Linked DNA regions of Mus musculus: region 1 is linked to region 2. A link is a loop called in an ENCODE intact Hi-C map of the cell type or tissue named here. Cell type or tissue: heart. All regions are shown on one strand. Links, peaks and the distances in the headings refer to the core of each region. The heading gives the core; the rest is flanking DNA.

What was found. Peaks named below come from ENCODE experiments on the same cell type or tissue, not always from the same donor. Only the 100,000 strongest peaks of a DNase experiment are listed, where the experiment ranks them.
Region 1: it touches region 2 in a loop (3.0-fold over the local background); 6 of 42 quality-filtered maps call a loop at or near these places.

What each region holds. Positions count from the first base shown.
Region 1 is chr9:70,316,222-70,332,140 of GRCm38, forward strand. It overlaps Myo1e (myosin IE), which reads left to right. Exons shown (of 28, transcript NM_181072.3): 5 at 371-458; 6 at 3,848-3,937; 7 at 6,171-6,302; 8 at 8,612-8,746; 9 at 10,923-11,055. Among named protein-coding and RNA genes, the nearest start is that of Gm40531, 25 kb to the left of the region's middle. In heart, for the core only: a CTCF peak has its summit at 8,328 (motif pointing left); DNase peaks (open chromatin) are centred at 10,190 and 12,140; H3K27ac peaks cover 325 bases.
Region 2 is chr9:70,251,746-70,267,664 of GRCm38, forward strand. The region is part of intron 1 of Myo1e (myosin IE); the gene reads left to right. Among named protein-coding and RNA genes, the nearest start is that of Gm26849, 17 kb to the left of the region's middle. In heart, for the core only: no CTCF peak of the experiment used is centred there; DNase peaks (open chromatin) are centred at 6,276, 8,856 and 10,174; H3K4me3 peaks cover 827 bases; H3K27ac peaks cover 1,344 bases.

The sequences.
Region 1 (15,919 bases), core at 4,313-12,312, 65 kb after region 2:
AATGTGTGTGGATGTCACTGGTCATTTCTGGACAATTCCATCCTTCTGATGTTTATAGTTTCCTAATTGTGCTTTCTGGGATTGGACAATTAGGAAACTCAACTCTCCATCCTCCGCACAATGGCAATGATAAATGTTCTGTCTATGCCATGTTTACCCGGGTCAGAGGAGTGGGCTGGTCCTGTGATCCACCTTTCTCAGCTAGCGTCATGCTCCACCCCCACCCCCTACCCCCCCCCCCCACCTCCCTGCCACACATACCTGAGTTCCTTTCTTCCTGGTTTCTCTGCATTTTGTTCATTCGGAGACAGTGGATGATGGAGGTGGCGAGGACCATTTCACAGATGGGTGTTTGTCTTTCTTTCCGTAGCGGTGAAAGTGGTGCTGGAAAGACAGTGGCTGCCAAGTACATTATGAGCTATGTCTCCAGAGTGTCTGGAGGAGGCCCCAAGGTCCAGGTGAGTCTGTGCTGCAGTCAGGGGCTTCTGTTTGGAGCTTTGACGGGGTGGGCCTTTGATCTGTCCGTAGCTTAAAAAGAATTTATTTTTGTACAGCAAAGTTTGTGGAACCTAGATACATAAAATGTGTAAAGAAATTGTATGTTTCCATATTGACATGTCTAATATATAATGAGCCCCTACAAATCAATCAAAAGGGCTGTGGTTCAAATGGAAAATGAGAGACATGAAAGACAGTTCTGATGAAAAGAAGTATAAGTTATTTATCAAACATGAAAAACAGAAAAATTTTTATTAAAACTATACCAAAACTGGGACTGGGGATCTAGCTCAGTTGGTAGAATGCTCCCCTGAGTTCACAAAGCCTATTCCACACCCAGCGCCACATAAATCAGGCAAGAAGGTGCGTGCCCGTAATCCCAGCATGCAGAGGTAGGAACAGGAAGATCATAAGTCCAAGGCCATTCTTGACTACACAGCAAATTCAAGGCTAGCAAGGCTACCCTGGGCTGTAGGAGTCTCACTCTCAACAAAGCAAGCAAACAAAAACCCCACTATATTATTATTATTATCATCATCATCATCATCATTAATCGTTGTTATTATTATACCTATCAGATTGTCAGAGCTCCTGTTCTTACAAACACTGCTGGAAAAATGTTGGACACAGTTGCTTGTGTTACTGATAGGAGCATGAAATAGCACAAGTCTATAGCAGATATTTCAGTAAAATCTAGGAAATTATATCTCCTCCTCCTCCTTCTTCTCTTTCTTCCTCCTCCTTCTTCCTCCTTCTTCCTCCTCCTTCTCCTTTTCCTTCTTCCTCCTCTCCCTCTTCCTCCTCTTCTTCCTCCTCTTCCTCTTCCCCTTCTTTCTCCTCCCACTCTTCTTCCTCCTCTTTTCCTCTTCCTCCTCCTTCTCCTCTTCATCTTTTATATCTTTGTCTTCATCTTCATTTTTAAGATGGCTATCTTACTAAGTTGCCAAAGGATAGCCTTAAACTTCTGAACTTCCTATCTCTACCTCAGGTTTTAGGAATGCATCACCACACCCAGGTTATTTGGTGCTAGGGATGGAACCCATCCTAGGCAGGGCCCTAGGATGCTGGGTAAGCACTTTTCCAGCTGAGCTGTAGTCTGAACCCCACTTAAGGGCTGAAGTTGATCTCTTGAGGTGAGCTTGCAGCTCAGCGTTAGGAAGCTTCTCTGGCTGGGCATGAGTCCTTCCCTAGTGTGCACAAAGCCCCAGATTTTATCCCCAACATAAGCTAAATGTAGTGATTACACGAATGTATTCTAGCACTGGGAAATGGAGCAGACAAATAAAGAATTCAGGGTAGTGTGGTTGAGGCCAGTCTGGGCTATATGAGACTGTCTTTTAAAAATTAATAAAAGGGAAGAAAGCAAGAATGCATGTCTGCCATGCCTGAATCAGTTATCCTGAGTTTGTTTAATCCCAGCAATTCAGTAGATTAATAACAACAACAATAATAATATACGGCTATTCTTTTTAAGGAAAGGGCTTCAAGATCTTTTCTTTCTGGCTCCCTGAGAGAAACTTGAGTATCATTTCTAGTTTGCAAACAGAAGATTAAAAGGAATAGCAAAGATTCACGAATTCCAAATTTACTTTATAATGAAATATAACATTTATGTACAGCCCCTGGGTTGTAAAGGAGAGAGGCAGCTTAGGTGTGGCGCTACGTCTGATTGGATGAAGACAATCACCAGAGTCTGCCTCTGTGCTCGTAGCTATCACTGCCTCTGTGGAACAGAATGCACCCTCAAGCCTTGTGCCAGTCTCTCTGCTGGGATGTTCATTCAAGGGTACCATAGGAGTATATGGCTTGTTCCCATAGTCAGTTTTAGTACCTTCGTCTAGTCCCATTCGCTATGTCCGATGACCCAGTGGCCAAGCTGCAGACGGTTAATGTTGATTTTTCTCTTCCTGTTTTCCTTTGAGGACATTGATCCAGAACTCTTGGCTTCAAATTAGTCAGTAGCTCAAGAGCACAAGCCAGGAGACTTGTTATTTCTGGAACACATTTAGCCATAGCATGTGAATAATTAGACATACAAGGAGTGAGTCACTGTCCAAAGGCCTCTCTGCAGCACTGGCCCCATCAGCTGAGAGGCCTCGTGCCTGTGATGTGTTTTGCACACTTGTAAGTCTGGCACAGGCCTGGAGTGTTCACACTAAATTATTCTCCTGTTGTTGGCTGGTAGCTGTGTCACATGATCTGGCGTTGCTCCTGGCTGCCCTGAGTGTGAATTCATGCTAGAAGATGCAGTAATGTGGGGCAGCAGCATTAAGGGAGTTGGTTCATTCTTTCTACCCTGTGGGTCCTGAGACTCAGCCTTGGCTGCTGCAAAGCTCCCTGGGAACTGCGTTGCTTTGAAATGCAGATTCCTGAGCCCTGCTCCAGACCTACCAAACCTACCTCTGCATTTTAGCAAGACACACCGTCACCCCCCACAGTTAAAGTTGGAGACACACAAGATCATGTTTCATAGATGTTTGGAAAGGAGAAGATGGTTGGTTGCCATCTCGATGATAAGTCTTGCCTCTGCTGTTGCAAAAGAAACAGTTGGGGGGGATGCAACGGAGAATGCAAGATGCAAAGAGGCTTCCTCATGCTTCTCTTTCTTCTTCTCTGTGATCACCAAGGCACCCAGATGTGCAGGAGGGAGTCACAGCAGGGAGAATGGAAACCCAATCCCGGACTGTGTAGATTCTGGGTTCCTGGTAACATCTCAGCTTTGGGATCCTGTTTCCGGACCGAGAGGGGTTGGGAAACCTGGTTATACAAGTACGCTTAGGTCTGTGGCAGTGCAAGAATAAATCATAATCAGGAGCAGTAGCTCCGTTGGTTGTGTACTTGACTAGCAGGCACAAAGCCCTGCCTTTGACTCCCCCTAAGTCCCAGCACGGCATAAACCACATGTGGTGGCACGTGCCTGTAGTCTCAGTTCTTGGGAAGTGGAGGCAGGAAGATCTAGGGTTCAAAGTCACCTTCAGCTACATATCAGGTTTGACACTAGCCTGAGCCACATGTCAATCTGTTTCAAAAAAAAAACAGCTGGGCATCGGGATGTGCATCTTTAATCCCAGAACTTGGAAGACAGGGACAGATCTATCTCTCTGAGTTTAAGGCTAGCCTGCTCTACACAGTGAGATCCAGGCTGAATAGGGCTACAGTGTAAAATCCTGTCTCAATAAAACAAGGCAAAAATCAAAATGAATTTTCCAGAAATGCCCCAGGACACATACATGACTGGATCCTCTTACCTTTTAACATCCAGAAAGTGGGACTTTGGGGAAAGTTGACTTTGACATCGTGTGCTAAGCATCCATTATTTTCCTAACCCCCCTCTTGTCTACCGCCATAGCATGTGAAGGACATCATCCTTCAATCCAACCCGCTCCTGGAGGCCTTCGGAAACGCCAAGACAGTGCGCAACAACAACTCCAGCCGATTTGTGAGTGTCCTGATTCCATGCTGGGGAGCGTTTCCCGTATCCTGAGAAACAGGCTTTTCTATCTCTCTTTACTCTTCTAAGCAGAAATTATTTTTGTGCTTTGGACATAAACAAAACAGTTTCAGAAATGGCTCCTCCCTGGAGTTACTTCAGTAAGGAAACCTACAGTTGATGAAGGGGGTTGCCCTGGTCCTAGGGAGGTGTGCAGGCTACCTGGAGGACAGAAGGGGGAAGATTAGGGCAAGCCTGAGGTCCAGGCCTGCTTGAGGGGACTTGTTCCGTGGAGCTGGGTCTGCAGGGAGCACACTTGGACTGAGGGAGCACCTGGGACAGACTCTTCCTCCCCTAGGCCTCTGCCTGCCTCTCCTCCAGATTTCTGAATTTGCTTGCTGAATGCTCATAGAATGAAGAGCCACTGGTCCTGGTGCCTCCTGACTCCATGCACCCAGGCTTAGGACAAGGTCATCCTTGCAGCTCTGTGAATGCCTTTCTTAAATGTCTCTGACTAAAAGTCTTGGCAGTGGGGTACTGAAATGTGACCACTCGAAAAGGCCAAAGGTGTATTACCAAACCAAAACCAAATGCCTATAGATTTAGTGTCCTATTTCGACCATACAGCCTGTCTGGCACCCAGACGAGCCATCTGTGAGGCTGACAGTGGGCTGCTTCAAGATGAATAGTGGGTGGGACTTTCAAAGAAAAAAACAGTTTCTTTTTCACTTAAAAAAAAAAAAGCATTTACACTGGGCAGTGAGTGGTGGTATGCTTTTAATCCCAGCACTCAGCAGCAGGCAGAACTCTGTGAGTTCGAGGCCAGCCTGGTCTACAGAGGAAGTTCCAGGACAGCCAGGGCTACATGGAGACTCCCTATCTTAAAAAAACAAAAACAAAGAACAAAAAACAAAAACCCAAAACAGAAAAAACATTTCATCCTTTTTCTTTTGAGGCAACACCCCCCCATAGCCCAGGCTAGCCTTAAATTCTCTATGTAGCCTAGGATGACCTGTCTCTGCCTCATGCCCTGAGATCACCAATGTATACTACCAGGTTGACTTTAGCTTTTATTCAGAAAGGAAGGTTTTATTTCCAAGAGAAGTCTCCCTATGGTCCCAGACAGTTATAGTTGAGTTTGCTGATGCCTGTCTGTGAGACCTGCTTCACGCTCCCCATTGTCTGGGGGAAATCCAGTTTATTTTCTTGCTTTTTCTTCTAAGTGGTTTTTTTTTTTTTTTCAGCTCAGTACTTGGGATGTTTTATTCTGACCTTTCTAGATACTGACAGAAGAAAGACACTGCGAATGAACTTTCCACATGACCTTTCTGCCTCTAATTATCATTCTTAACCTGCCTTGCAAAAATAGACATGTCAACTGTAACCCTTTAGCTGCCCACCCACACCCTTCTTCCTAAAACAGCAGGAAAACATCGTTATGACTTCCTTTGCCTTTTCCTGTGATAAGGTGTTTTGTTTTGTTTTTTTTTTTTTATTCTGAGAGGATAACTCAGTTGATCTTTAGACATAGTAAGGGCCCAGCATTTATAATCATATAACCCTAATGGAAAGGGGGGAAGGATAGGTTTTCTCTGTGTTATGCTCAATGACATCAAAGGGGCTCTCTCTCTCTCTCTCTCCCTCTCTCTCTCTCTCTCCCTCTCTCTCTCTCTCTCTCTCTCTGTGTGTGTGTGTGTGTGTGTGTGTGTGTATGTGTGTGCCATGCTTGGTAGCATCAAATGATAATCTCACTAATTATTTAAAAAATATAAGTCTAAAGCCATATGCCGTTTTCTGTATTTTAGATAGGCAAGCATTACAGAGAATGATAACCAAGATGCCACTGGCTGAAGACTGATACATCCTTCTAGATAGAAGAACAGTGTGGCAACCTTGGTGCTATGTAGCTTCCTGTCCTGTTCTTCAGACAAACACAGACGGGGAGAGAATGAATGAGGAATGTAGTCTCCTTATTTAGTCTGGCCATAGGGATTGAGCCTCTGAATGCAAAACCGTGGGACTGGCAAACTTTCCAGTATTGTTTGTTATAATCATGGGACTGCCAAGCTTTCCGGTATTGTTTGCCACCAGGAAAGTAAATAAGGCTAGCTCAGGGCTGGGGATAATCCAGAATGTCTTCCATTAATGAATTTCCTTGAATTATACCCTGTATTCAAAGTCTGTTTGGAGCACTGTGTTTTTGGTTACCGGATGATAAAGGAAATTGCTAATTTTCTTGCAGGGAAAATACTTTGAAATCCAGTTCAGTCCAGGTGGGGAACCAGATGGTGGCAAGATCTCCAACTTCCTTCTGGAAAAGTCCAGAGTGGTGATGCGGAACCCGGGGGAACGGAGCTTCCACATATTCTACCAGGTTTTCCTCCATAGCTTTTCCTTCTCCGTATTAAAAAACAAGACTGGGAGGCCAGCGAGGTGGCTCAGAGGAAACAGGCACCTGGAGCCAACGCTGAGTCCGATTCCTGGGACCGCGTGGCAAAAGAACCAATTCCCAAAGGCTGGCCTCTGATCTCCAACCGGAAAGGAGAGTGATCACGTGATCGGTTTTTACCTCACCCCTCAGGTTTATTCAGTAATCGAACCAGCCCAGAAAGGTTTCTCTGTGCTCTGTGCAAGTGTACAGAAGGGACATGAGAATGTCCCTGTCCCCAAGGAGGGTTGAGTTCTAATTAGGATAAATTGCTGACAAACTTCAAAACAGAAGTGGGAGTGTTTGTTTGATTATTTGCCAAATAGGAATTTGTGTGGGAAGAGTTAGAGCCCAGGAAGGCAGGGAAGACTAAGCAAGGGAGCACCCTAGGCAGAGATGGGAGGAGGGGGTGAGCCAGGAAGTCAGGTGATAGGAACAAAGTGTCCAGGGCAGATACCTGCAACCAGTACACTATTAGATGAGCGTGTTCCCTCGGGCTCGGGATCCCCAGAGCAAGTCCAGCCTGCCTCTACCCAGACCCTCAGAACCCAGGCTGAGTCTGGGTCAAGGTGCCTTTAAAAAAAATGGTTTTGTTTCTTTTTTTTTAGATTTATTTATTTTATGTGTGTAAGTGTTTTACCTGCATGTAATGTCTGTGTTCCACATGTATGCCTAATGTCCGTGGAATTCATAAGAGTGTCAGATACCCTTGAACTGGAGTTAAAGATGGTTGGGAGGCACCATGTGGATGCTGGGATCTGAACCCAGGAGTTCTACAAGAGCAGTCAGTGCTCTTAACCACAGAGCCATCTCTTCAGCCCAAGATGCTTTTAAGTTATGTTTCAGGCTTTAGCAATCATCAGTTCAGTTGTTAGTTGTTTGTTGTTGTTGTTGCCCAATACTGGAGAGTTAGCCCATAGCCTCCCATGTGCTGGGTAAGCATTCTACCACAGAGACATTTCCTCTGTCCTCTTTTCACTTCTTTCATTTAGAGACAGTCTCTAAGTTACCTGGCTGGCCTTGAACTCACTTGGTAGCCCAGGCAAGCCTCCTACCTTAGCCTCCAAGTAGCTGAGATCACAGGCGGGTTCCTCTAGATCTAGCCAATTTGGCTACTTAGGAAAATGTTCCTAGGTATATAGAAATGGAATCCACAGCAAGAAACGCCCAGGAGGGGTTTCTCTTTGGCTTGGTTTTGTTCAGGCATTTCTAGATTAATTTATGGAAGATGCTTACAGTGATGGCAACCAATTCCTTCAGTACCTGCTTGTTGGAAAGTGCACAGATGACAAGGCTTCTGGGAGATTAGTGATACCTATATTCACAAAGAGTGCTCGCCTAACATGCACAAAACCCCAGGGCCAAGCCCCAGCCCAGACTACACTGGGCACTGTGGTTGTTTTAGCTACTTTGCTGTTGCTGAGGTAAAACACCATGACCAAGGCAGCTTATGGAAGAAAGATTTTATTTGTATTTACAGTTCAGAGGGTTAGAGTCCTGGGTCGGGACCACATGGCCACAGGTGGCAGGTATGGTGGCTAAGAGCTCTCATCTCCAGCTGTAAGCCCGAAGCAAACCAAGGATAGTCAGTAGATCAGGAGGTTTCTGAACACCAGAGAAAGGATGCATGGCCACTCTGAACTCCACATCCTGGGATGAGAAGTGTAGAAGAGCTAAGGCGAGCAGGAATCCTGTGGCTGTGGTCTATTTTATATTCTACCTTCCCATAGGGTCATAAATACAGTTCTCTTACTGATAGGAAGAAAGCCTGATCGCTCTCAGGCTTTATCAGAGTTAGGAACTGGATGTTGGAGATGGATGGATGGATGGATGGATGGATGGATGGATGGGTAGTTAAGTCCTCTTCTAGAGAACCACATTCAGGTCCCAGAACCCACACGGTACCCACATGGTACTCACCTTCATTTATCTATAACTCAGTTTCAGGGGACCTGATGCCCTCTTCTGGCCTCCACAGGCACTAGGTGTGGATGTGGTGCACATACATAGATCAGGCCACAGCTATTCACATTAAAACAACAAAAGCTGGGGCTTGCAGACTGATCTAGGGCTAAGGTACCTAAGCCCAAGATATTATTTATAAACATCCTTGGGATCTGGAGGCTAGGATCACGAGATTTTTTGATTACGAGCTTAGAGAGTTATCCCCACCTGGGCTTGGGGATGGTGGTCCCAGAACCACAGGGTGGCTTGTAGACCATGTCCTGACCACATCCTGTGTGCTCTCGTGGCAGCTCATTGAGGGTGCCTCTCCAGAGCAGAAGCAAAGCCTTGGCATCACCAGCATGGACTACTATTACTACCTGAGCCTCTCGGGGTCCTACAAGGTGGATGACATTGATGACAAGCGGGATTTCCAGGAAACCCTGGTAAGTGTGGGTCCAAGGCTGGCCTGTCTCCTCTCCCCTGCCTCAGTCTCAACTGATGCAAAGGACAGTAAAGATCAACAAAGCAGATAGCAGTGTAACCTGCCCCCTCAGCTACTGTAAACATTTCTGAAAACCTGTGTTCAGCACCTTGGAGAGCCATGCGCGCACACACACACACACACACACACACACCACTTTTTCCTGAGAAGCACGTAATGGTTTGAGATGAGTAAAAAGCAAATTCATCAATAGCCTCCAGCAGGAGTGTTCTGATAAACAGGCTAAAATGATTGAGGGGGTGGGTTTAGCCTGCTTGTTTGCTGAGCAGCCAATTCTTGGAGAGCTAGCTCTTCCTTAGAAAGGCCACAGCCACTTTATGGTCTTAGTTGAACATCAGCAGTGTTTGGGGCTGGAAAGATGGCTGGGCAGGAAGAGTGCTTGCAGTTCTTGCAGAGAACCCCCGTTCAGTTTCCAGCACCCACACCTGGCAGCTCACACCGCCAGGGGATCTAATATTCTTTTCTGAGATCTGTGGGTACCTGCAGGCGTGTAGCATGCACGCACACAGATACACAAAGGCAAATTTTTCTAAATAAATCTAAATAGGTTTTGGTCAGGTGTAGTGGTGGCACATTCCTTTAACCCCTTCTAGGACAGCCAGAGCTACATAGTGAGACCCTGTCTTATAAAACGGAGCAAGCAAACAAACAAACAAAACCCAGAGAAATAAAACACAAAGAAAAGTTCAAAAACACTTTTTGAGTTCTGTTTGTTTCATCTCCTTCTCTTTCCTCATTCTGAGTTTTGAGGTCAGAAGACAAGCATTGTGCTCACACCGCGCTGGTCACACCATGTGCATGCTACAGTCATGGTTACAGCATTTGGGTTTGGAGGGTTTATGACCTGCGTGGGATAATCTAAATCTTCCACCCTAGAGCAGTCTGGAGGTAGACCTGTCTTCCACTTATCCTTCAAAGTCTGCACTGACATGGTCGTTTCAGTCAACAACAAGCTCAGGCCTGTTCATCCACTGAGAACTGAGGGCCCCAGAATGAGCAGCAGAGGATCAGTGTGGGGGAGCTGGTGTTGCCCAGCAGTGTCAGGACGTTAAGACAGATGAGTGCTAGGTCCCAAGGCTGCTCAGCCGCAGCCTTAAGGAACAGGGAAAAAAAAACTGTGGACGAAGGGTACAGCACCGACCCAGGGAGGAGCTCTCTCAAGTTACAGAAATCCAAAACTTAGCCATTTTAATTTACTGGACTCAGAAACTTGGCCTTTAAATGGTCTGTAGGTCCTGAAGATTTTGAAAGATGTTTTTGCTGATAAAATCTATCCCTCTCCCTCCCCCACAAGGGAGAAGATGACATAAGACCTCCTGGACTGCTTGGAAATGGAGAGGGAGTGTCCTTGGGGAGGGTTGGCAGCCAGAACATACACGGGACAGGACAGACCTGGAAGATTGTGCCTGGGCTCCTGTCCCCTGAGTGTCTTTCCTCTTAGAGGTCCTCTAAGGTCTAGGGTGTTCCTAGAGAGCACGGTGTATTTAAAAACAGACTCTCCGTTCCAGCAGGGCTTCTAAGAGCATATGCAGGCTAGGGGGATGGTTCCAGCAGCAAAGTGCTTGCCACATAAGCTTGAGGCCCTGAGTTTTATTCCCAAAACCCATGGCGAGGAGGTGGGGGGGAGGAGGGGGAAGAGAAGGAGGGAGGAAGAAGAAAAGGAGGAGGAGGGCATACATGACAGCATACACTGTAATCCCTGCTCAGGGGAGGCAGAGCCAGGAGGATCCCTGGGACTTGTCGATCATCTAGTCTAGCCAAATCAGAGAGCTTCATATCAATGAGATATCATCATATTTCAAATAAATAAGCATGGAAATCAAATGAGGAAGACACACCTAACATCACCCCTGACCTCTACATACTCGTGCACCTATGTACACATAAGCATGTACATACACTCATGCACACATGTACACACATGTACACACACACACATACACACACACACACACTCAGAGTGAGTGACTACCCAGCTCACTGATCACCTTGTTTGATGGAGACTTCTCGTCATTGTTGCAGGCTAAGCTACACACTAGCTGTAGAGCCCACTCTGTGCCTTGTCTGTCACCTGCTCACGCAGCGAGCCACTGGATTCACTGTTCCCTCTTTTCCAGCACGCCATGAATGTGATTGGAATCTTCTCGGAAGAGCAGACTCTCGTGTTGCAGATTGTGGCTGGAATTCTCCACTTGGGAAACATCAGCTTCAAAGAAGTGGGCAACTATGCCGCCGTGGAGAGTGAAGAATGTACGTAGCTCTGCTCGGGCTGTGGAGTGAGGGGAGTGAGTGGTTACCCCGAAGCCATGCAAGACCTACTTACCCCTTTGATTGGCCTAGATTGCTAGTGAGGTGCATGGGTAAGAAATGAAAAGTCATGTGTCCTAAAGAGCAAAATGGCTTCAGGAGAGAGTGGATCTCTTTCATGCACCTGTCCTTCCTCCCCTCCCCTCCCCTCCCTCCCCTCCCCTCCCCTCTCCTGTTTTGTCTCATCTCCCCTTCTCTCCCTCTCTCTACCCCCCCCTTTACCTCTTCCTCTCCTGTATGTTTTTTCTCTCTCCCCCTCCCCCTCTTCTCCTCTTCCCTCCCTCACCTCCACATCCTACACCATGCATGACTTGAAAAATTGTTTCTATGTGTTACTAACCTTGGAGACACCTGGCAGAATTGAACCTTGAATTAAACATGCCCTATAAACTAGAATAGTAAACATCTAGCTTATTATTATTAATTTAGTGTTGGGGTGTACACATTGAACACATGTGCCATGACATCTATATGGAGGTCAGAGGACAACTTACAGGAATCGGTTCTCTCTTCTGCCACGTGTGTCCCAAGAATGGAAATCAAATCATCCGGCCATCAGAGCCCACTGAGCCATCACAGGGCTCTTCATCTAGTTTCAAAGATGAAGGCACCCTCTAACTATGAGAGGAGTAGCCTCTTCATGATGGGTCCCTTGGTGGCACTCTTTCCTCTACCTGGCCTTTATAATGAATAGGTACCTGAATGTCCTGACAGGCAAGGGACAGGAAGCATGGTGTGGAATGCTCATAGATTTGCAGTTTCTTCCATGGGTCTGATTTAGATTAGATTATTTTGGACACAGAGAAATGAACTTTGACCGTTGGGTTGGCGATAGTCCTGGTGACTGCATCTATCTCAGCCACATCCTTGAGACCCAAATGGTCATTTTTATTCTTTCAGAGGAAAGTATAACCTTACAGTATCCTTCCTACAGTAAGTTCCACTGGTCCCCTCTGCCTGTGATCTATTGCAAACCCTATAGCATATGACCCCAATCTTCCAGGCATCGGTGGCACTCCAGGCCATTCTGAGAACACACACCCACTTGAGCCACCCAGGAAGGCATTTTCCCCTCTCAGCATTCTTGGGGGATAATTTTAGACGCTGGGTAATAAATAGTATCCCACTCATTGCTGACAGGGCAGTGGGGAGATTTCCATTCCAAATAAGGATCCTTTTTTATGTTTTCCTTCTCTTTTCTCATAAAAGAGGGAAGTTCTGCTAACATCTGACGTCTATCTTTATCTGATAAAGACAAATTATATTTAACAAGGGAGGGTCCAGAAGACAATAAAAATGCAGAGTGTACATGAGGCTTAGGAGTGTGACCTAATCAAAATGGTAACTGCCTTGTAGGCTCCCTGAACTTCACCCTAAAGAGCAAAGTGGCCTTGACACGAAACAAATGCACCTGTGTGCCCACAAGGCTGCATCACATTAGCGGTTCTGGTATGATGGTGGTGTCTATGGAAGGAGACAGTATTTCTCTACCCCCTTGAGAAGTAAAACCCTCACTGCCTCCTAGTACTTGAGTGCCAGTTCAAGACCCTGACCCAGCAAATTTGTTCCTGGATCCTTCAGCCAACCAGGAGCTCACTGAGCCTCTCCTGGCACACATGAAAGGCTTGTGAATCTAGCAACTGCTTGTGAAATTCCCTGAGGAACGGGGATGGTACAGTGGAGGTCAGAGGAGGCTGAGCTATGAGCTAAGTAGGTTTAACAGACAAGCACACAGCCCTAGCTATCATTTCTTCTCAGTTCTGGGTTGTTCATTTAGCCATCTAGTAACATGGTCAACTGGGTGCCTGTTTGTGCCTTTGCCAGCAGCTGCCTCCCCTCCCCAGGGCTCGCCAGGGTTCCCAGAGATGAGAGTTGCAGAGTTACCATTTGTACATTCTTTCTCCTGCCTTCAGACTATAGGGAGAGTTTCTATCACCATGTTCTACAGTCACTTTTCCAGGCAGCATTGTATCTGGGAGACTATTCTGTACCCATTTCTTTTTTATAGCTACAAAATATCCTACTGCTTGGCTATACTTTGGGTTATTCAACTGTTATCATCTGTTGCTAAGGATTAAGATGTTTTCTGGGGTGTGTAGCTCAGTTGGTACCCAACATTTATAAAACCTTGGGTTTGATCCCCATCACCACATAGACAGGACAGGGCGGAGCACCCCTGTAATTCCAGCACTCAGGTATAAGCAGCATGAATAAATAGCCTTGGTTTATTCCATCTTTCTTATGTCCGAGTATATCTTTGGGATAAATTTATCAAAAGATAGCAGCTTTTCCTGGATGTTGAAGGAGATGGCTAAAATCCTGTTTAAACTAGCCCACTAAGGCAAGCCAGATGTCTGTTTGACCTGAGACTAATGGGAGCACAGAATTTTCTTTATTTTGTTGGAAAGCCAATCAAACGTTAACTGAGACACATGTGTACTTTTCCATAGCAAGATAGTAAAACCATGTCCTTTGACTCAACGAGTATAACCTGAATGTGATTAAATATGAAACTCAAGAACTTTGTTGAGTAAAAACATACTACTTTATTTTTTTATTAGATATTTTCTTCATTTACATTTCAAATGCAATTCCCAGTGCCCCCTATACCCTCCCCCTGCCCTGCTTCCCAACCCACCCACTCCGGCTTCCTGTACTGGTGCATATGATCTTTGCAAGACCTCTCCTCCCATTGATGGCCGACTAGGCCATCCTCTGCTACATATGCAACTAGAGTCACAAGCTCTAGTACTGGTTAGTTCATATTGTTGTTCCTCCTATAGGGTTGCAGACCCCCTTTAGCTCCTTGGGTGGTTTCTCTAGCTCCTTCATTAGGGGCCCTGTGTTCCATCCAATAGATGACTGTGTATCTATTTCTGTGTATCCACTTCTGTATTTGCCAGGCACTGGCATAGCCTCACAAGAGAGAGCTATATCAGGGTCCTGTCAGCAAAATCTTTCTGGCATATGCAGTAGTGTCTGGGTTTGGTGGGGTCCCCGGGTGGGGTAGGGTGGGATAGTCTCTAGATGGTCCTTCCATCTCAGCTCCAAACTTTGTCTCTGTAACTCCTTCCATGGGTATTTTGTTCCCCATTCTAAGAAGGAGCGAAGTATCCACACTTTGGTCTTCCTTCTTCTAAAAATGGAAGTAAAACAATGAAGAAAACCCAAAGAGAGACAACATACTACTTTAAAACCACGGAGGAGTTAAAGTGCACACAGCACTGCAGCCCTCCCTTTGGTAAACAGGTTAGAAAGCATCACCAAAACCTGATAAAATCATACTCATTGTCTCTTGGCCTTCCCCCTCGTAGCCCAGGCTGCCTCAACTTGACACGTAGCCCAGGCTGCCTCAACTTGACACGTAGCCAAGGCTGACATTGAACTTCTGATTTTCTGTGTACACTTCCCAAGTGGCAATGTTACAGTGTATCATTGTTACAGAAAACAATATACCTTCTCCGTGAGCAATTACTCCACAGCTTAGAGGTGAAGCAAGGAAGGCTTTTTACTTAATTGCCTGGCCAAGTGAGGCTAACATCCACATAACAGTCACCCTTGAACAGAAGATTTTCTGACATCTATGCACCTTAGGCTCATGCATTCCACAGACATTGCCATCTTTAAGTCTCTTCCTGGTCCAGCCCAGGTGATACTTCAAACAATCTGAACAGAGACAGGAAACTGAAAATTTGGCCACTAAGACAAATATGAGATTTAACCACCAAAGGGGCTGCATATCCCCAGGATTATTTTAAGGACTCCAAGAATGTTCCTTTTCGAGGGGTTGTTACCAGGGGTCATCTTGCCAACCTGGCAGAATTATGTTTTTCCTGATAAAAAGAGCACGGGGGATTTAGTGGCAGGTGAAGACCTAATAATGACTGTCACCCTGTGTTGCCCCCCTTGAGTGGTAAACCTTTGGGGATAGTTGTTAGAAGTCTCCTTGGTCATGTGAGTGGAGCCTAGTGCTGGTCAGTCCTGGTGAGTAAACATTGCACCCTAGCATCCTACGTCCTTCATCTCTAACTGGCCTGCTTAGCAGACTACTTATCTTTGGGGTATTTTGGAGTTTGTAGGCAGCACTCTTTTATCTAAGTCCTGGTGGTTTGATTTAATATCCCCTAAGCAAATACATTATTAGTCAATCCTTTATAACATCAATTTTATTACTTGGAGCTTTTTCTACATTAACTGTCTCACCCACTTTGTGTGATGCTGGGGTTGGGACCTGGGCTTTGTGCATGCTGAGGCAAGTTCTGTACTGAGCTACATCCTCAAACCTGCCACTTCTTTTAACTGTGTGAAGAGAGAACTTTATTTTTCTACATCCTTTTGACTTTTCTGTCCTCCTCATATCATATTCAAATCTAAGTAGGAAACTTATGTTGAATCTCTCATTGAACATTAAATCTTCCTTCACCAACTTAATGTGTTGAAATATTCTCCTACCACGTTCTTCCTGGTTTAGATGACTGAATAACTCCACTGGTCTTACGGCAACATTTACGATTAATCCTTGCCTCTTGCCTTTCCTTCCCCAAGCCTATGGGCCTCTGTGCTCAAGTTCTTCCCCGGCCTCGGCCCCACTCACACACCCTCATGGAAATTCACAGCCTGGAGGAAGTCAAGCTAAGCAAAACTATAATTTCAGCACCAGGGCAGCCGCAGAAGAAAATACGAGGCCATAAAACCTTGTGTTTGAAAAACATGGCATGGATTTGGTCCAAACCAAGTGCTGTATTTCCTCTCTAGTCTGCTTAGCTCTGTCCCTAAGCCTGTGGCTCGGGCTCTTGGCCACACTCCA
Region 2 (15,919 bases), core at 4,017-12,016:
CTGGCCGTGTGGGCTGTCTGAGTATGCACAGAAAGTAGGTGAGAGAGACCATGCCAGATCCTCTGCAGCCCGGCGCCGGCTACTTCTACACTACTGATTCCAGCAGTGTGTCTGTCTCTCCACTCCAGGGAGGCTGAGGCGGAAAGGTCACAGAGACCTCGGTCAGATTTAGCCAGGTTTGCAGAGCCGGTTGGATGGCTGAAGGCCTCCCTGTCTGACGCTTGCCCCAGTCCGTCTGGGTGTGACCCAACCATTTTGGTGTCTGTCAGGTTCCATATCCACGGGAGTAATTAAGCCATTTTAGTAATTTCATGTGGTGCAGAAAGTCCCAAGCCACAAATACCATCCCCAGTTCCTACTTTTAAACTTCCAAGGAGCTTCCTGCTCCCTCCTCCCTGCAGTTCATCTAAAGTTCTTCTGTTTTCTCTTTCTGAATGCATGGGCTGGATGGAAAGCCCTGGTTTACTTAACGAGGGACTCTGGGGCCAACTCACATGAGAGGACAGCCAGCCTTTGTTTGACAAGAGTGGGAACAGTGAAGTAAGGGCCCACACACTCAAAAGAAAAGCGCAAAAACCACCCGACACGGACCTTCTCCCTACTGTGTGGAAATACATGCTCCATCTCCACAGTGGTCCCTGACAAGTGACAGGGTGACAAGGGAAGTTTCTGTGCCTGTATTCCTATTCCAGCTTCGGTTCCCAGCACCTGTATGATGACTCACAACCATTTGTAACTCCAGTTTCAAGGGATCTGATGCCCTCTTCTGACTTTTTTTTATTAGATATTTTCTTCATTTACATTTCAAATGCTATCCTGAAGGTCCCCTACCCACCCACTCCTACTTCTTGGCCCTGGCGTTCCCCTGTACTGGGACATATAAAGTTTGCAAGACCAAGGAGCCTTTCTTCCCAATGATGGCCGATTAGGCCATCTTCTGCTACATATGCAGCTAGAGACATGAGCTCTGAGGGTACTCGTTAGTTCATATTGTTGTTCCACCTATCAGGTTGCAGACCCCCCTCTTCTGACTTCTGTGGGCACCAGGCCTATGTGTAGTGCACAGACATGTAAAATGTTCACATAAAATAAATATCTAATGTATCAAACATGTATAATATATGTATGTATATATATTACTACGTTTTTACAATAGAGTGTGTGTACACATTTCACTCTGCATCAGAGCTACATGGATGAATTGACCAGGTTGCTTCGCCTAAACCCTATCTTTCTTTAAGGTGTGGGACCCATGACTCTCCATCTCTAGCAAGGTTGCAGAAGCCTCATGTGAACTATGATGATCAAGATTGGTGCTTAACTACCAAGGGTCTATAATTCAGGGGTAGAGAATCTGTCTAGCATGGCAGACATCCTGGGTTCAATCCCCACCACTCCAGAAACAAAAGAACTAAAGAAGAACTAGGCTGCCAGGGCTGTTTCCCAGCAGTGATGGGGGAACCCTTCTGCTGTTGGAAAGTCCCCTCTCCTCCATCTGGCTGAGTAAGTCATCTGCATCTTCCGGGCTCACACCAGGTCCCCATCTCTCACAGAACCTTTCCTGAGCTGTCAGCAGAGCTCTTCTCCCTCCTCTGAACTCTTTCCATTTTTCAACTAGACCTTAGAATTGAATCTGTTGTCTTGTGTTATGTGTAGAGTGATATATGCCAGTACTTTCCCCAACTATGAGGCACTGACTTGATAATGAAAACAAACCTGTCTTATCAGGCCCCAACAAGACACAATGAGCTGGAAGCTGAAAATATTCAGGAACAAGAACGCATCTGTACCGAACATGTGTAGACATTTTCCTCATCTCCGTTCCCTAGATGATACAGACAGCAGCTAAATACATTTATGCTGTGATGAGCAGTGATAGTGACCTGGAGGTGATTTCCGGTATTTAACAGGGTGTGCACAGGTTATATACAAACAGTACATCTTTTATATTAAGGATGTTGGTATCCTCCAGGTCCTGTAATGATCCCCCTGAAGGAACAGTGTGGCTTATTGCATGTGTTGTCTCTCTGAACCAAGCACAAGATGAAGGGTGTTGTAGATAAATCAGTAATGGAGTGGGTGAAGATTCAGGGTGAGTAGTTTGTGCTCCTGTCTCATCAACAGCCATTCTCAGCCGCTATGGGGAGCCTGGAGCCCTCACACACCAAGTTTCTGCTTCTGCTGTGATAAACTCTGACATTTTCTGAAGTCATGGATGGAGCCCACTCATGACTTTGGTAGTGGACACTCAGGTCCACTCTCGGGCGTTTCTGTGCACACTGTTTGCTGTGCATGACAATTGGTCTCTGGATCGCAAGGTCCGTGTGCAAGGAGCTAAGCGTGGGGAGTTTAGGGAGAAGGTTGGCTGGGCCTGTGAAGGCCTTGCGTGGTATACAAGGGGTTTGGACTCTGGGTGGGAAGGTGTTTAACAAATGACAACTGGGCTTGTTTTGTTGAAATAGTCTGGAGACCCTGGCTTTGAATAGAATGGAAGCCATACAAACTTCAAAAGGAAGTTCAGAAATTTTGATTGGAAGTCTGTTTCTCTGTTTCTCTTTCTCTCTTTCTCTCTTTCTCTCCCTCCCTCCCCCATCCCCCTCTTTCTTCCTCCCCCTAACCCTTCCTTCTCTCTCCCCTTCCCCCTCTGTGCACTATTATGAATCAGTGCCAGTGTCCATATGCCAGGGTACACATGAAGACGTCAGAGGATGTGACGGCTAATTATTTTAAATCACTTCAACCATTTTTGAATGTTTGCTTTTTTTATTTTATGTGTGTGGGTATTTCGCCTACATGGGTGTCTGTGCACCATGTGGGAGCAGTGTCCTTGGAGGCTAGGCCATTGGTTTCCTTGGAACTGGAGTTACAGATGGTTGTTAGCTTCCATGTAGATGCTGGGAATCAAACCCAGGACCGCATTAGACTGGACACGAGAATGCGTGGCATTTTCTTGATTGTTGATTGATGCGGGAGAGCCTAGCTCACTGAGGACGGTGCCAACCATAGGCAAGTGGGCCAGGGCTACCTAACAGAGGTGACTGACTGAGTCTGAGATCAGGCCTGGAAGCTGCAGTCTGCCCTGGTCTCTGCTTCACTCCTGGCCTCTAGGTCCCTGCCTTGGCTTCCTCTTTCCTCCCTGAGTTGCCTTGGTCATGGTAATCTCTCACAGGAACAGGAAAAGTACATAGGACAGAAGACAAGCTCCATGTCAGCATTCACCTTCACCTGCTTTGAAGTAGGTCTCCAGATTGCTAACTCTAAGGACTGGGTGAAGGCCCCTGGAGAATGGAAGCAGACCTCAAAGCTGAAGGTGCCAGGGAAACAGAGTCACGAGACAGAGGCAGAGAGGCCAAGGCCCTGTCTTTCCCACACTGGCTGATCCCCCCAGATGCCGTTGTCCATCACTAGGGCCTCCAGTGTTTCCTCTAAAAGAAAACAACTCTACTGTGCCTCACCCTCCCAGGACCTCAGGCACTCACACAGCTGCTGGAGGTCTGGGCCAAAATCCCCTACTCCATTGTTGCTGGAGGTGCCTGAGCCTGGCCACTGCCCAGGCCGTCCTGGGAGCTTCCTTGGACGTGGTTTCAGTTTGCTGTTAGAAAGCAGTAGCCTACATTTTTGGCTGATGGTCTTCAGCTTGCCTCCTCCTCCTCTGTCTCTGGATTAATTGCTTTTCTCATTGCTGTGAGAAAATACAGGGCAAAAGCAACCTTAGGAAGAAAGAATCCTTGGCTGATGGTGGGAGGGAACAGTCCATGGTGGAGAGTTTGAGGCAACCAGTCATGTTTCATCCAATAGAGGGAGGTGGACGCTCTGCTAGGCTCACTTTCTCCCCAGCCCGTGACATGGGACTACCTATATCTAGGGTGAGTCTTCTCATCGAATCTAGAACAGTCCTCCCAGCCACAACCACTGCTCCATGTACATCTATAAAGAGTGATTCCATATCTAGTCCAGTTGGCAGTCAAGATTAACCAGCACCTCCATGTTTTCTCCTTCTTCCTGCAGGGAATTCCTTGCCCCCCATCTCTCTCTACTGGCTTCCACCCCACTCTCCATAGAGAGGCTTAGCCCCAGGCTGCAAGGGTAAAGTCCAGGCCGCAGGAGAGCAAAGGTCCCTCCCTCTGTAGAGTTGTCTATGTTGTTTTGGATGAGTGACACCACGAAGAACAGATGACCCTTCTGTCTGTTGTATATGGCAAGGAAATGCTTTGTAAAGTGCAAATGGTGTTGCAAATGGAAGGCACATGCTGAAGCAAAGGCCAAAAAAAAAAAACATTAAAAAAAAAAAAAAGCTTTTTTATGCCGGGCGTGGTGGTGCACACCTTTAATCCCAGCACTTGGGAGGCAGAGACAGGTGAATTTCTGAGTTCGAGGCCAGCCTGGTCTACAGAGTGAGTTCCAGGACAGCCAGGGGAACACAGAGAAACCCTGTCTCAGAAAAAAAAAAAAAAAAAAAAAAAAAAAAAAGCTTTCTTACAAATTAAGCATTTTGCACCCTTCGAGGGAACAGCCCATCATGGCGGGGAAATCACACATCTAACTTTCGAGGTTCTGCCGACCTGTGCAACAACCCTATGCTTTCTTTCTTCCACCTACAGATGCAGCTATTTCATGGGAGGCCAAGAAGGAATGACTTGATGAAGCACTGAGGTTAAACATGATTGCATCATGGTGTTTCTGTCTTTCCTTGTGTGCCTATGTGTACAGGCAAGAGAATAACCTCAGAGGCCATTCCTTGGGCATTTTGTTTTGTATTTTTTAGACAGGATCTTTCACTAGGCAGGTTACAGTGGCTGGCTAGCAGGCTCCAGGGCACCTGTCTCAGCCTCCCCAGTGCGGAGATTATAATCTCAAGACTTCACGCCTAACTTTTATCTCACTTGAGCTCTGGGGAATTGAACTCAGGTCCTCAAGATTACAGGCAAGCGTGTTGTACACTGAGCCGTGTTTGTTGCCTATTTTAGTGTGATAGCGGGATCTTGCTAAGATGTTTAGATTGGTCTCAGGCCTGAGAGGGCTGCTCCTCACCCCACCCCACCCCACCCTGCCCTCAACTCCCCAGTGTTGGGATTGTACATTTTCACTATCATGCTTGGCTAAGTCTTTAAGTGCTCCTCAAAACAGACATTTCTTTAGTCTCACTTTGGGGCCCTGTCAGTGAGCTCTGGGCTCTTAGGAAAGCATCAAACAAGATGGCAAAAACTAAGCCAGGCCTGCAATCCCATCACCAAGTTGAGTGAAGTAGGAGGATTGGGAGTTCCAGGCCACCTTGGGCAACATAACAAAACTCAGTCTCTTCAAATAATACATTTACTGGAATTACCGACCCAATGCAAAACATGGTAGGCAAAGATTTGGGGAAGCCAGACTCTGCAGGAGGGCCTGGGGGTTCCACGTTTAACCAGGAAGCTTCATCCTGAGGAATTGGGAGTCTGTTGATGGTTATAGTGCGCTGTGTGTTTCTCTCTCTCCCACTTGACATTCCGGGTACCCTCAGTTGGTGTCTGGATCTCTGAATTCATGTGGATCCAGGCTGATTCCCGTTTCCTGCCCTGCCACCTTAGGGTGTGGCTCCTTTCTTTATGGACCCATGGCAGAGCTCAGGTCACCACCCTCTAATTTTCAGCAAGGGAGGAGAAAGGAGGTCTGTCCACGACCTTCCCTACGTGAGACGCCCTGCAACTCTGGACACACCTCCCCAGTTAAAACACTGGGACCACACCTAGGTGCTTGGGAGTCTGAGAAAGGTGGTGTTTTGTTTTGTTTTGTTTTGTTTTGTTTTGTTTTGAATTCCAGCCTTCAGGTGCTCCTAGCTGAGCTAGAGAGCAAATGACTCAAGGAAAGGAAGTACAAAACTCGGGTCAACCTCCTTGAGCCCACGAGCCATCAGAGCAGGGGGAGGGCAGTCTAAAGAGAGGAAGAGCTAGTCACAGCAAGAAGACTTGTGACTCAAGGCTTGTGTCACTGGGAGCCTGAGGGCAGTTTAGACCTGATTGTGTTTTGGGTTTCATGAAGCAGAGGTCTCAATTAAATTGTTACAGGATGATTCTCCTCAACTCTTGTCTTTAGAAGTAAAGGGGAGGACGTCCTGAACCAGTGACAGGGCCAGCCTACCGTGCTGCTCAAGCTGGCCTGGTTCTCACAGAACACAGGCCTCAGGCAAGGTCACTCTGAAGCCCCAGCCGAGGAAGACAGAGGAAGGCCATTTATCATTTTGTCTAAGCAAGGACGAAACCAAGTTTCCTGTAGATGCCACAGCGCACCAGGAAGGTTCTCATGTGTCAGATGGGCGGGGCCCCTGCTTCTTCCCACGGATTGGCTCTCTTTCCTCTTTGCCAGCTCTTGTAGTCATAGAAACGCTGTGTTCTCTGACATCGCAGACCTAGTGCAAATACTACTTTCGGAGACCCTCTGCCCAGACCTCCCAACCCAAACTCTACAGGAGGAGGGTTGGCTGTGCCTGGGGAGGTCTCCCCTGTGCAGTGCACAGCAGCCTAAAGCTCAGCCAGGCACCTGTGGGCTCCTGGAGTTCTTTGCTGGGAAGATGCTTTGTGCTAGAGGAGGTTTGATTCTATTCTCTAAGTTTGGATTCATTTGGAGACCTCCTCGTCAGCTTGGCTCAGTTTCTTTGCCTCTGAACATTTCAATTTCCTGACCTGTAAATTGATATAGTTGAATAATGATATGACTTGCATCATGATCTCAACAAAAATAGGAAGAATGAACAACAAAAGGAATGAAAGTCCCCTCCCGCCCCCCCCCCCAACCTGGGATGGAGCCCAGGACCTCACAATCCATTCTTTATAAAAAGTATTAATATTTTGTGTATGTGAGTATATATGTATGAGTGTGTAAGAATGTATGTATGAGAGAGAGGGTGTGTGTCTCTATGTGTGTGCGTGCGCACATGTGCTCACACATGCAGGCATGAGTACCACTGTGCATATGGAGGTCAGGCCAGCTTTCAGGATCCTGCAACTCTCCTTCCACCTTGGTGAGGCAGCCCTCTCTTGTTTCTTGATTGGATGCTTCTGGTCATTCTCCTGTGTCCTTCCCCACCTCCCATCTTACCATAGGAGCACTCGGATGACATATGTGTACCGCTGTGGCTGGCTTTCTTTGTGTCGGGTCTGGAGATAGAGCATGGGTCGATAGGATTGTGTAGCAAGTGCTTGCCCCCTGAGCCATCTTGCCAGCCCCCACACATATTTCTAAGCTTTGGGAGTGTTGGGAGCCTAGCAGTTGATCCTTGGCTGTATCTGCTCAGGAAGCTGCAGAGGGCAGTCTCAGCAGAACCTACCAGAAAATTGCTCTAAAACCCAGGGTCATATCCATCTGGATGGAGGCAAATGTCACTGCTGATTCATTTTGTACCATCTAAATAGAAGAGAGCTGTTTCCCCCAACATCCCTTATGAAGGTTCTGTTGCGCCTCAGTGTTCTGAAGGGAAACTCTAGAACCAAGGCATTGTGCAGCCCTGGTCATCCCCAGCAGCCTTCACCCTAGTGTTCCAGGGAGGAGGAAAGGGACAGCAGTAACTCCTCTAGCCGCCCACCTGGGACGGGGCAGAAGGGCAAGTTCAAGGTCACACCCAGGCTTTAGTTTAAGCCTCTTCTCTTTGCCAGGTCTTGGAGGAATTGGGAATTTAGCCAAAACAAAGCTGCTTCAAATACCCAAGGAAAGTGTCTGTTACTGACTTAATATCCCAGCACCCAAGAGAAGCCTTCTTAATTACCCATCACAGCCTCGGAGTCCAGGAAGGAAGGGTTGCACGCACGCTTTCACCTAGACCTTCCAGTGATAAGATCCATGCTAAGCCAACCAGGGAATAAGGTCTTCTCAAAGAAGGCTAGCTTTCAGTACTGCCAGGAATAGGATGATTACTACCTGCTCCGGGAAGGCTGGGGTGCCATTTCCCGGGCAGGCAGACCTGAGAAAGTTAACTGGTGGCCATAAATTGCTGCATTACAGTTAATCTATTTACAGGTGCTTAGATGTAGATAAAAATGTCAGTGTCTGAATCTCTCCCTACCTCACACACTCGAGAGGATAGATACTTCTAGGGTGAGCAAACATGAGCTCGTGTGCAGTTAGCTAAGGAAGAGTTTAAGATAAAGTCCTGAGGATTGACAGGCCGGCCCTGCTAAATTTTGATTTAAAAAAAATAGATAGCTCCTTCTCCAAAGAAGCTGTTTTTCTCCCTCTGAAGCTGACCTTACTATGTAGGTACCTTCTTAGAGATGACCCTCGAGCCTCTTAGGAATGTCTGCCAGAATTCTTCAAAACCCATTTTCCAGACTGAGATGGGAAATTTGGTAATTTCCGGGTTTTTATTTTTAGCAATTTATTCTTAGTTACTCATATATGTGTGTGAGTGTGCACTCACTCATGGGCCCTGACACATTATTGCAGGTGCCCTTGAAAGCCAGAAGATGCCAGATCCCCTGGAGCTGGCTCAGGAGCCATCCAACATGGATGCTAAGAACCAAACTCAAGTCCTTTGGGAAGAGCAGCAAGTGCTCCTAACCTCAGAGCCACCTGGGAATTTCTTTTAAAATTAAAACATTGGAAGATTGCTGTCTGGAAGGTGCGCTCAGGTGTTTCACATCAGCAGAGCAGCACATGGTCGCCCGCCTTCCTTCAACTCCCCTTTCTAGCATTTGGGCCACTTCCAGGTTTCAAAGTGTGACAACATGGGGACTTCAGAGCCACTTCCTCTTATGACTAAACCCGTGAGTGTGGGAGCTGGGGAAGTGGGGAAGTGGAAGGGTGGATGGCGCCCAGAGAAGTTGGTGGTGAGTGTGGATGGTTCTGAGTTTGCACTGGGATCCTTGTTGGATTAGGCATCTGTGGCCTTCAGTGAGCACCAGGCAGGCAGTGTCTAGGGAACAGGAAACCCCTCTCCACCCACAGCCTTTGTCCAGGGACTGGTTAAGCCGGACACACCGGTTGATTTGCCTAGAAGGCATTCAGGAGGACTAAAGAGGCCAGGATATTTAACACTGGACGCTTTTCCTGATGTTGCCTTCCTTAGCAAGTGGCTAATTGGTCTCTAGAAAAACTGCTGTTTTAGTGCTCAGTACGAAGATCTTACGTTACATTACAGCTTTCCAGGTTCCAGGCAGGATATTTAAAACCCCCTGTGGTCAGAGGAAGATGTTATATCTCACATCAAATGTCACCGTTGTTTGCAGCTGGGCATTGAAGTTTTGGAAGAAAACTGTTAGAGTAAGAAAAAAAAGTTTGTTAGAGAAAATTTAGTCAGCTTGATTTAAATGGAATGAATGAAGAAAAAAAGCCACAGGAATTAGGGAGAGCGCTCTCTAAACAGGGTCATCAAGTTAGGGTTTACCTGTCTGGGAAGATCACTGGTGTGTGTGTAGACTCGCAACTTCTCAGCTTACGTGGCAACCCAGAGTACTATTTCACAGCTTGGTGTGAATTACGTCTGTATTCTCTTTCCTGACTAAGTCACTAGCTCCTTGCGGTGTTTTTATATTGTGAAAGAATTGAATCTCGTGTTAACAAACCACAATGGGACTGTAAATGCGGATTTAAGTAATTAATTTGTGAACATCTGTGTCTTAAAACAAACAAACAAACCGAAAAACAAAACCTTATATCCCCAGGGCCTATTAGAGTATCCAGCACAAGTTTGATGCCTGGGTTAAAGGACGGGTTATTTGAATGGGTAGGAAAACCAGGCTGTGGTTAATGGGAAAGATTGAAAGAGCGTGCACAGCCGTCATTAAAGAATGCTGCCGTGCCATTGCTGTTTGTGTTTTTGAGTCCTGAGGAATTTGAGGTAGCAGTTCCCTGTGGGAACGTGAGTGGCTGGAATACACACCTGGGGAGAGAACTTTCTAGTATGGCTTAGGGACAAGTGTTGGCCCCCTTGTTGGCTCTTGCTTTATTCTCATCCCCGGATCCCCACGTGACTTTAAGCAACCCATTTCCAGAAGGCTTCTTCCACCTCCACATTTTAAATAGGTAGGTGTTGAAAGGCTTGGTAGCTGAGGCAGAGAGGAACTGGGTGGAGGAAGGGTGGACTTCCAATGAATGACTAGCTATCTACTGCCATGCATGTAACAGCTTTGCATATTGTCTGAGCTGATTTCCTCTCAGTCTTTGGACAGTGCTGTCTGGCATTAAGACACAGCTTGAGTCATAGCTCTGGTTTTCAGCTTCTAAAGCGTCTTGTTCCCGCCCTGTGGAGGTGGAAGACAGCCTTGCAGATGAACAGCATATCTCTCGGTCCAGCATCCTTGCCCTCCCTGGGACCCAGCAGTCTGTGAGGAAATCAGCTACCATGGCACCGGGAAGCCCAGATAAATGGTACTTAGCCCTTGTCTGTCTGCACAATTCTGGGCCTAGGAGGAATGCATTCCTCCAAAACGGGAACCAACTGGTTTTAAGTTTTAATCTTATTAAAAGCCAGTAAATCTTTAAGGTATAGGAAATTTATGTAGCCTCCAAGTATCTCCCCATACGTACACTTGTCAGTGACAACAGAAAAAAAGTTCTAAATTATTCCTCAAGAAAACAGGCTTGGACATAGACAGGTTCATAGGATGAACACTGTTAGTACCCCCTAATGTTACATGATGCCCTGAGAAGGACACCCATTTGCTTGTCTAGAATTCCAGCCCAAATCACAAGAACTGAATCTAATTATGAGCAAACATCAGACAAACCAAACAGGGAGGGGAATTCTCTAAAATAATTGGCTTGAATTCTTTTAAAAATGTCAACAATCATAAAAGACAAAGGAAAGCTGTTACAAATGAAAGGAGATGAAAGAGGTCTGACAATGAAATGTAACGCATTACTAATCCGGAACTAGGGGCAGAAAGACCGCTGGGAGAGACACCATTAGTACCATTAGTGTCTCTGGAGAGGCACAAAAGAAATTGCATCTGTGTTTCTTCCTGACCTTCTGTTATAAGAAAGCACCCTATTTAGGAGGGTATATATTGTAGGTAAGGATCAGGGGTCATAATGTGTCCGTCCTCTTTTTATATTTTTGAGCTGGGAGCTTAGCCTTTAAAGGTTAAGTCATCTCTTTGAGCCCCAGTCCCCTTCCTAAATGCTTCTGGAGGAATCCTGGCAGAGAGTGGGAAGAAGAAAGCAGGGTTGCAAATGGATGGAGTGTAAGGAGTTTTTAATGTATTTTTTTGTAACTTTTTGTAGCTAAAAATTGTATCAAAACAAAACCCCTATATCTTCTTTATCCTGCCTTTAAAAACCAACAAGGAGGGAAAAGGAGGGAGGGAGGGAGGGAGGGAGGGAGGGAGGGAGGGAGGGAGGGAGGAAGGAAGGGAGGGAGGGAGGGAGGACTGGCCAGCTATCTTTACTGTCCTGGGATGCATCCATCTACAACCAGAGAGAAGAGATCTCCATTCCCTTGTTGTCCTGCAACCCCCTCCCAAGTCCAGTCAACCCAGCTGGTGGCTGCTGATCCATTTGGAGGGCAGTTGGGTCCAGGGAGAGAAGTGCACGGTGCCAGAGACTGGCTCAACTCTGCCCTGCAGAGGCAAGAATCCTCTCCATAGAAGTTATGGTGGCCGCACATTGAGGTCAGTAGGAAAACAGTCCACTTGCCGTATTGAACACAGTGATGAGTGAATGGCGAAGAATGTTCCCCAGTGAAGGGAATGGCCTGGGAACCCTGCATTCGGTTCTAAAGATCCTTGTGAGGCCCGGTGTGGAAAACAGGAAACAGCAGTTAAAACGGGAAATCGCTTTGGGCTGAATTACTGTAATCCTTCATTTTACTTAGAAGCTGGCATGGACCCTTCATCCACAGCGGGATGCCTCTGGCCTCTCTGTGCCCTGATAATTTTGCCCTTTCACTAGGGTGGAACATTACCAAGCCCAGGGGCATTTAGGCTGGAATTGCTACCTTTAAGTGTGCTTAGAAATTGGGATCTTATAGGGCTGTTTGTTTTCTCCCGGCTCTGGGATGAAAAAAAGCAGCCTCAGCAGCTCTGCTAGTTTGGGTCCCCTCCTCCTGCCCTCTCTTGTTTTCTGGTAGGCGAGGTTGAGCACACACAGAGACTTACAGCCCAGCCTAATAATAACCCCACAGTAAGCAACATGGCTATTATCAGGCTAGGCAGCTAAACAGAGGTACATCCCCCAAAGCCGGTGACAACACCATGCAGGGTTGCGTGGTGGGTTGCTTGCTGAGTGAGACTCTGGCGACAGTGGCTTGAGCCTTTCTTCCCTTTGGAAGGAGGGTGGTTTTTCTGTGTGACCTGGACTGCACCCTCTGATGGAGATTCCATCTCGGCCGCCTGCTTCCTGTCTCCTGTGCCAAGCACTCAGCCCAGCCTTCCTGGCCCTCCTTGATGGCTTCTATTTTTCCTATTTAACCCCGACTCTGATCTCTTTCACACAAATCCCATCTTCTAGCCTAGCTGTTCTGTTTAAGGGGTTCTTGGAAGACAGGTCCAGTCAAACGCAAGTGAGGTGATTATTTGTTTCTTTTCTGAGCCTCCCTCTCGTTCTTTCCCTCTCAGTGGTATCTGTTTCTGTCTTTTCCCCTCTTCGGTGATTAAACTTATTTGGGATCTTAAACTCAAATCTGATCTCCCAGCAACCCACTGGGATGATTCAACCTTAGTGATTCTTTTTTCAATCATGAATTCATTGGACACACATTTACAAAGCTGTTTATGTGCTTGGCTCTTTGTTAGAATATGCCAGGCACAGGGTTGAGGCAAAGTCAGCTTCAAATGGCTTCCGATGGTAGAGAGAAAGAGGTATAAATAAACTGAGTATGATGTAGGAATAGAAAGGAGAAGATTCCTTGGAGTCTGTGGCTGGTGAAGAGGCGGCGTGCGCCTTAGGTCCTCACAGACTAGATAGAGACACAGAACATTCACTCTGGGTAGCAGTATTATGACCAGGGGCAGACTTTCCAGAGACTATCAGCTAGGCTAGTGGCAAGAACCTGGGGTGCTGGTGAGGGAGCTGGGCTTTGCATGTGAATTTCACTGCATAATCGTAAAGGCATCTTATCCTAGAGGCTGAGACACTGCTGTATGGGGTCTAGGCAAGACAGGAGGACACAGGGACCTTAGAAAGTCCACGTGCCTCCCTGAATTTGAAAAGTGGAGTAGAGAGGCAAACCAGGCTAGCATTCCCAGGATAGATAGGTGCACTCTATTAGCCAAAGGAATTAATTTCCAAGTTCAGCTAGCAAGTGTTTCAGTAGGGCAGTTAGGCAACAAGCATCACCACTCTGTTCATATGCTTTTCATATTTGGAACAAGAAGCAGGGAGATTGCAGGGAGATGAAGGACTAATGGACACTGGGTGCAAATTCACTCCATTTCCATAGGGCGAGGCACCTGCATTTGATGCAACAGATGCAAACATCTAAGTGACTCCTAAGAGGCAGGGTCGTTCTATAGAATCCATGCATCTCAAATGTCACTATGGTTGTCAGTTTGACATAATCAGGGGCAACTGATAAAAATCTGTACATGATTAGCAGATGCATGATTGACCAATGAAAAGAATTGATGGTTTGAGGCTCTGTAGACAGGTCAGACTTCTGCTTAGTCAGGTGCAAACATGACTTCTCCTGTTTGTGATTCACTCCACTCCTCCTCTTTCTCCTTCTCCTCCTCTCCCTCCTCCCTCTTCTTTTTCTATTTATCTACTATTTATCTATTTGTTTGTTTCAAGACAGGGATTCTCTATGTAGCCCTGGCTGTTCTGGAACTCACTCTGTAGTACCATGCTGGCCTTGAACTTAGGGATCTGCTTGCCTCTGCCTCCCAAGTGCTGGGATTAAAGGGCTGTGCTGCTACCACCCAGTGATTCTTTTAAAAAAAATACACTTATTGTATTCCTTTTAAGAAGGGAGGGACAGGTGGTGCACATGCTACAGAGCATGTGCAGAGGTCAAAGGACAACCTGGAGGGGGTTGGTTCTCTTGTTCCATCTTTTGGTTCCAGGAATGGAACTCCGGCTAGACGCCAAGTGCCTTTGCCCACTGAGCCATCTTGCTGGCCCAGATGCAATAACTGCCGAGGGTTTTCTATGCCTGCTTGGAATTCTCTGTGATGTGACTGAGTTGGCGTCAGAGGCTGGATAGTTCATATCGCTTGCATGTTACTACAGACTTTCAGTTTCAGCAGTGAGCAGCAATGAGATAGTCTGTGCTCTGTGTGGGGAGGAGGTATTTCTGCTGGAAATCTGGAATCAGCTTTTGAACTCAATCTCTGCTTCCCATCTCCTTTATCACCTTCTGATTTTCAGGCTTATTTTATGTTTTTTTCCCCCATCTGACATCATTTTTTTTTTCTTTTTGTGGTTTTCTGAAACAAGGTTTCTCTGTGTAGCCCTGGCTGTCTTGGAACTTGGCTTTGTAGACCAGGCCTTGAACACAGAGATCCATCTGCCTCTGCCTCCTGAGTGCTGCTGGGATTAAAGATGTGATTCCCCCACTGCCAGGCCACTTTGTGTCTGGGTGGGAGACGCACAGGGGTGTGGAAGCCAGAGATCAGTCTCAGGAATGCTTCTGGGTTTTAACTTTTTCTCTTTTTTGAAATTGCATTTATTTATTTGTGTATGTGAAAGTACATGTGTGTCGGTGAGAGAACAGTTGTTCTCTTTTTCTACTTTTCAAGTTCTGGGGATTGAACTAAGGTCATTAGCATTGGCAGGAAGCACTTTTACCTAGTGGGCCATCTCACAGGACTTCCACTTTGTTGGGTGTCTTAGTTAGGGTTTTACTGCTGTGAACAGACAGCATGACCAAGACAAGTCTTATAAAAAAAACAACATTTAATTGGGGCTGGCTTACAGGTTCAGAGGTTCAGTCCATTATCATCAAGGTGGGTGCATGACAGTATCCAGGTAGGCATGGCACAGGCAGAGCTGAGAGTTCTCCGTCTTCATTCAAAGGCTGCTAGTGGAAGACTGACTTCCAGTCAACTAGGGTGAGGGTATTAAGACCACACCCACAGTGACACACGTATTCCAACCAGGTTACACCTATTCCAACAAGACCACACCTCCAAATGGTGCCACTCCCTGGTCCAAGAATATACAAACCATCACATTGGGTTAGGGTGTCTCCCTGTTCTGGAGTGGCTAGACCCAGTCAGTCTTCATGTTCCTACCTCCCTGGGGCTCTTTCTTTCTTTCTCTCTTTCTCTCTTTCTCTCTTTCTCTCTTTCTCTCTTTCTCTCTCTCTCTCTCTCTCTCTCTCTCTCTCTCTCTCTCTCTGTCTCTGTCTCTCCCTCTCCCTCCCTCTCCCTCTCCCTCTCCCTCTCTCTCTCTCTCTCTCTCTTTCTTTCTTTCTTTCTTTCTTTCTTTCTTTCTTTCTTTCTTTCTATTTTTAGCCGTAGGTTCTAGGCATTGAACTCCGTTCCTCATGTTCATAAGCCAAGCACTTTACATGGCAGTCCTAGAACACAGAGAGAGCTCACTGACCAGAGTTTGTCATTCTGAAGGTCTAGCCTGGCATTCTGGGGTTGGAGTGGATGTGGCCCATTTAGGTCACGTGGTTAAGTGAACATGATTGTGTTGACTTTGCCCTGCTCAGGATTTGATGGTAAACATTTAACACTAGAGTCGCTGACCTGGGCATTTACAACACTCCAGGGTAGGCGTGCTGAGAGAATGACTGCACAGCTTTGCCAAGCTGCCCAGTTTTCCTAGTTGAGCCCTCAGGAGAAGCCCCATCTTGCTGCCCCTGTGGCTTTCTTTGTCCCCTGGAGTCCTTCTCCCTGTTTGTTTGACCGGGGCACTGCTAAAATCAGTTCTTCAGAGAATCCTTAACCTCCATCTCCGTCACCTCCTATCCTTTCTCCGGAGTGTTTGTCAGTATCTGTTACGATGTGCTTTAGTTTTTCTGTTTATTTTCTCCAGTGCCAAGGGGAACGCAACTCCATGAAAG